Linked DNA regions of Homo sapiens: region 1 is linked to region 2. Evidence: chromatin contacts called from ENCODE Hi-C or POLR2A ChIA-PET data. All regions are on one chromosome and are shown on one strand. The core of a region is the stretch at or near the end of the contact, and the rest is flanking DNA. Distances in the headings are between cores, read along the strand shown.

Evidence for each region. Hi-C counts contacts between places; a loop is a spot of excess contacts on that map. ChIA-PET counts read pairs that join two places held with the same protein, here RNA polymerase II (POLR2A). Pooled maps may share reads with other maps.
Region 1: a map of MCF 10A shows a loop between it and region 2 (5-fold over the local background). The contact joins the enhancer-like site here to the promoter of LINC01763 in region 2. A Hi-C loop is called at or near these places in 9 of 168 maps with a recorded cell type or tissue (Caco-2, IMR-90, MCF 10A and 6 more), 12 of 37 single-sample maps with no recorded cell type and 22 of 50 pooled maps. POLR2A ChIA-PET finds 5 or more read pairs at or near these places in 3 of 52 experiments (GM12878, H1 and PC-9).

Annotation. Positions count from the first base shown.
Region 1 is chr1:90,958,436-90,961,135 of GRCh38, reverse strand. The region is part of intron 2 of ZNF644 (zinc finger protein 644); the gene reads left to right. Among named protein-coding and RNA genes, the nearest start is that of ZNF644, 62 kb to the left of the region's middle. Within about 2 kb of position 1,360, at least 2 of the 41 ENCODE cell types and tissues checked have a DNase peak (open chromatin) inside an H3K27ac peak, as active enhancers do.
Region 2 is chr1:90,850,340-90,853,039 of GRCh38, reverse strand. LINC01763 (long intergenic non-protein coding RNA 1763) reads right to left here and starts at 1,281. Exons shown (of 2, transcript NR_146610.1): 1 at 761-1,281. It overlaps LINC02609 (long intergenic non-protein coding RNA 2609), which reads left to right and starts at 1,402. Exons shown (of 3, transcript NR_135038.1): 1 at 1,402-1,557. RefSeq lists silencers at 1,264-1,663, 1,954-2,073 and an enhancer at 1,857-2,357.

The DNA.
Region 1 (2,700 bases), core at 111-2,610, 110 kb before region 2:
CATCGTTTTGCTATATAGATTTACCTACATATTTACCACTTGTATCGCTTTTTATTCTTTCCTCCATCTTCATTTCTTCATCTGTGACCATTTTCTGTTTTTGAAGAACACTTTCTATTGTACCCTTTAGTGTAGGTCTGTAGTGAGAAATTCTCTTCATTTTTGTTGTCTGGTCATGTTCTGTATTTCACCCTCACTTTTGGATGATTCTTGTTTAGGATTCTGAGTTGGCAGTTATTTTCTTTTAATGAGGATGTTACTCCTTTGTTTTCTCTGCCTTCTGTTTCTGTTGAGAAATTGTTAGTCTTGTCAATGTCCTCCATCCAAAAAGACTAGCAAGAACACCTGTAGTTGAGCACATTTTTTACTTGTTGCAATGAGGGAGATCACACACTAAAGGGAGCTTTAGGGTGTCTTACTAAGAGGATATTAGAAGGAACCTATTACAGGATTTGGGCTTTGGTTGAGTAGTTTGGAGAGGGTCTAAGGAAGTGGAAATGTGTCCTAGATTGGGTGTCGTCAGGACATGGGACATTTTATGATTGGCTTTCTTTAAACAGAGGTAAAATTCACATTACATACGATTAACCATTTTTAGTGTACAATTCATTGGTATTTAGTGAACAGTAGTCCCTCTTTATCCATAGAGTGTACATTTGAAGACTGCCAGAGGATGTCTGAAACTGCAGGTCGTACCAAACCTTATTGCTGTCAGTCAGACACGTTTCTGTTCATGTCTTTCACCCATACATTTAATGCCTTTTCTGTTTTACCTAAGCTCTTAAAATGCACCACGTTCATAACTTTTGCAGCTTGAGGTGCAACAGGAAAACTTGCACAAATTTCTTTTTCCTTCTTACCAATTCAGCGAGTAGAAGATTTGTTCTTACGTAGATCTTAGCAACCTTAGCATTTTTTTTCTCTTCTTATTGAGAACTTTCACCTTTTTATGTAAAGGAAACGGCTTACAGCTTCTCTTTGACATATCTGAATTGCCAGTATCACTACTTTTGTGCTTTGGGACCATTATTAAGTGAAATAAAGGTTCTTGAACAAAAGTACTGCAATATCATGACAGTCAATCTGATAACCAAGATGATTACTAAGTGACTAATGGGTGGAGAACATATACACTGGACAAAGGGATTATTTATATCCCTCTGAGTGGGATGGTGCAAGATGTCATCAAGCTCCGTAGAATAGCAATTTAAAACCTGTAACTTGCTTATTTCTGAATTTTCCATTTAATATTTTTGGACTGTGGTTGACTTCAGGTAACTGAAACTGTGAAAAGTAAAACTGTAGATGAGGGACTACTGTATTTACACTGTTGTGCAACCACTAGCTCTCTAGTTTCTAAAGTGTTTCATCACCCCATAAAAACACTGCGTATTCATTACGTAATCACTTTCTATTTGCCCCCTTCCATCACCTGGTAAAGTAACCTTTACTTTCTGTCTCTATATATTTGCCTGTTCTGGATATTTCATATGAAAGAAACCATAGAATATGTGACTTTTTGTGTCTGGCTTCTTTTACTTGGCAAGTTGTAGCATGTGCTTCATTTCTTTATGTGGCTAAATAATATTCTATTGTATGGATATACCGCAATTTACATATTATTCCTTAATGAATATTTGAGTTATTTTTACTATTTCACTTTTATGAATACAGTGCTATAAACATATGTGTACAAGTTTTTCTGTGGACATGAGTTTACATTTCTCCTGGATGTATATCTAGGCATTGAATAGCTGGATCATATGGTAATCTAGCTCAACTCTTTTAGGAACTGCCAAACTTATTATCCATACTTATTATCCCACCAGCAGTGTATGAGGGTCTCTGTTTCTCTACATCAATGTCAGTAATTGTTAGTTTTGGTTTTTTCGTTTGTTTATTAAAGCTATTCTAATGGTTATGAAGTGGTATTATTGTAGTATTGATTTGCATTTCTTTAATGACCACGATGTTGAACGTCTTTTTATGGGCTTGGTCATTTATATATCTTTTTTTGAGAAATATCTGTTCACGTCCTTTGCTCATTTAAAAAATTAGGTTGTCTTTTTGTTGTTGAGTTTTTTATGTGTTCTGGATATTAATATATTTCAAATATATTCAATAATACCTGTTGATAAACAAAGGATTTTTATTTTGATAAAGTTCAATTTCTGTTTTTTGTTTGTTTTGTTTTTTGCTGTTCGTGCTTTTGATGTCAAAGAATCCATTGCCAAATCAAGAGTCATGAGGATCCAACCCATGCCTTCTGAGAGCTTTACAAATTTAGCTTTTATATTCAGATTGTTGGTCCATTTTGATTTAGTTTCTGTACCTGGTGTGAGACAGGCTTCCAACTTCATTCTTTTGCACGTGGTTATCCAGTTGTCCCAGTACCATTTGTTGAGAAGACTGTTCTTTTCCCCATTGAATGGTCTTGGCACTTTGTTGGAAATGAATTGGCCATAGACGATTGGGCTTATTTCTGGACTCTTAAATCTATTCCATTGATCTGTATGTCTACCCTGCTTCTACTGCCACATTGATTACTATAGTTTTGTAATCAGTGTTCTGAAATCAGGGAGTGTGAGTACTCCTTCTTTTTCTTTCTCGGTACTGTTTTTGTTGTTCAGGGACTCGTTCAGTTCCATATGAGTTTGAGGATAAGCTTTTACAATCCTGCAAAAAGGCCTTTAGAATTTT
Region 2 (2,700 bases), core at 32-2,531:
TGATGAAAGTTTGTAAGGGGAAAAACTCAGAAGTTCCAGATGTATATTCCTGACCACTGAGAAGGAAAATAACAATGTCTCCATGGCCTGGTCCAGTCAAAATAGCTACCAGGCTGAATCAGTATTTTTTTTTTTTTTTTTTTTTTTGAGACAGAGTCTCACTCTGTCACCCAGGCTGGAGTGCAGTGCAGTGGCATGATCTCAGCTCACTGCAACCTCCATCTCCCCCGCTCAAGAGATTCTCCTGCCCCAGCCTCCCGAATATCTGGGATCACAGGCATGCACCACCATGCCCGGCTACTCTTTTATATTTTTAGTAGAGACGGGGTTTCACCATGTTGACCAGGCTGGTCTTGAACTCCTGACCTCAAGTGATCCGCCCGCCTTGGCCTCCCAAAGTGCTGGGATTACAGGCGTGAGCCACGGCGCCTGGCCTAAATCGCCCTTTCTTATTACTTTCTTAGAACTTTGGGCTATCTCATTTATGAATGATGGAAGAGTTCTGCTGAGGATTTCAATTCAGAAAGCAGGGTTCTCTCTGTGGGTAAACTTCATATCACCCAGACATAATTTCTACCGAACATCATCAATTAAATAACAAGAGAGGAGGTCAACACCTTGAGACCTGAGGAAGAAGAAAAAATACTTATCATTAAGTGTAGGATGCAAACATTCTATTAGAAGCTTAGAAGCAAAGAGTAAGATATTATTTTCGTGGATACAAGAGAAGACAGAGAAAGACAGAGGGAGCGGCCCTTACGACTGATTTGTGTTTACACAATAAGGAAATCTCTCCTCTGGGGTCTCTCCGTAGTTCACAGGGACCCTGCTTCCAGGGGCACGCGTGGCGAAGAGAGTCCGTCCAGAGCTCCAGCCCTCACTGCACTTCCCAGGTGCCAAGACAAAACATCACTGGGTGGGGAGAGAACTGTCATGAGGATTATTCCCCCGCCACACAATGCTGAGCTTCTCTCCCTCTCTTTTTGAAGAAGTGCGTTTATGACTGATCGCTCAACACCTTGTTGGTTCTGATTGCAGAAAACACACCTTATAAATATATGATAACCATCCTGTAATAGAGAGTGTGACAATTTACTTCACAGTGCGTTTCGGGCTGCTAATTGATCGTTTCAGTCCAGGGACGATTTGGAATAAATTATAGCCATCAAAAGGATATCACAGCTCATTTTGGTGGAAGGGTTTCCACGTCGCTTCGCGTTCGTCTCCCGGAGAGAGCAGATTGCACCCGGCGGGCGTTGAGGAGCGGAGGGAGGGGGCAGGGGAAAAGGAGGCCAGCGGGGCGGGGATGGGCCGAAGGGCGGGGCCGGGGGGCGGGGCAGCGTCTCCCGCGGCGGCTGCAGGTCCGCCGCCGGACGGTAGAGGCCTCCCTTCCGAGGAGGCGGTGCTGGGGCGGGCGCAGGACTGCAGGCTGGGGCTCCGCTCCCCGGCGGGAGCCCGCGCGTGGTTCCCAGCGAAGTCCCCGCGCGGCTGGGCCCAGCGTGAGTATTCTCCGCCCGCTGTCCTCCCCCTGGAGGCGGCAGCGCCCGTTTATTTGAGGTGAGAGTCTCCCTCGGGCAGAGGGCCCTGCTTGGGGCGGGGGTGCTTGCGTGCGCGGGGTCTCACCTCCTGCCCGAGGCTTCCCCTCAGTGGGGCTGCTCCGCAGGGCAGACGCGGTGACCCAGGGCGCTGCGTTCTGCGCTCCTGGAGCTGGAGGTAGCGAGGCGTGGAGGCGCCGTGGCCCCGTTGGGGGCTTTGTGTGCACTTGGGGCTCGTGACTCGGATAGCTCTGGTTCCCACGTTGCAGTTGGGGAGGAGGCTAGTGGAGAGACCCAGTCTGGAGGGAGCTGTGCCCACCGCAAACCCCAGGAGAGGGCGTGGAGAGGGCCGGCCCGCCGGGACGGCGCAGCCAGGCGATGCCGGGGTCGCCCGGGGGTCGCTAGGGCAGCGGGTGACGCGCTGTGGAGCGCGGCGAGAACGACGGCCTCTGACCCCGGAGCGCTCGCCAAGGCCACGCCGAGGTGGCTGGACCCTGCCCCTCCCCGCTGCCGGCCTGGGCCCCAGCCTGCCTCAGAGACTTCGATTTCAGTTTCCAGCAAAAGTGTGTGCCATTGTGTGGTGGTCGTGGAGGAGGGAGACCCACGCGCCTGTCTATCGCTGGATGGGATTGGAATTTGAAGAAAAAATGTCCCTACTCCTGTTGCGGGTTCTTGCCTATCTGGCCGCCTCCAGTCCCGCCCACGAGACCTCCAGCTTTCATTTTCTTCCTGAACTAAAGCCCGAGGACTGAGGCCCTTCACGCGTAGCGTAGCCCCCACCCCCGGTGCCCAAAGCCGGCCATCGCACGGCGGTTCTTAGCTTTTTAGTCTCTGTCACGCTAATACATGCTGTTAGTCCAGGTCAGGGATGGTTCCATGCAGGCGATTTTGACAGCAGTCATCATACCAAGCTATTAGGAAGCGTGATGTCAGTGCGTTCTGGAAGGACAGATAATTTATAAACCAGTTCTTGACATGGTATCTTACAAGGAAACATCTGAAGCCATCAGTAAAAGAGGCATTTTAATTCACACACTAAAAATATTTTGTGTTTAGTTAACATCGTGCAAATGTTGAAAGAGGTAGTAGCATTTATCATTTTGTAGGTATTTATCAAGGTACTCAAAAAAGTCCCTATAGGAAGGAGGAGGTTTTTGTCTTATTT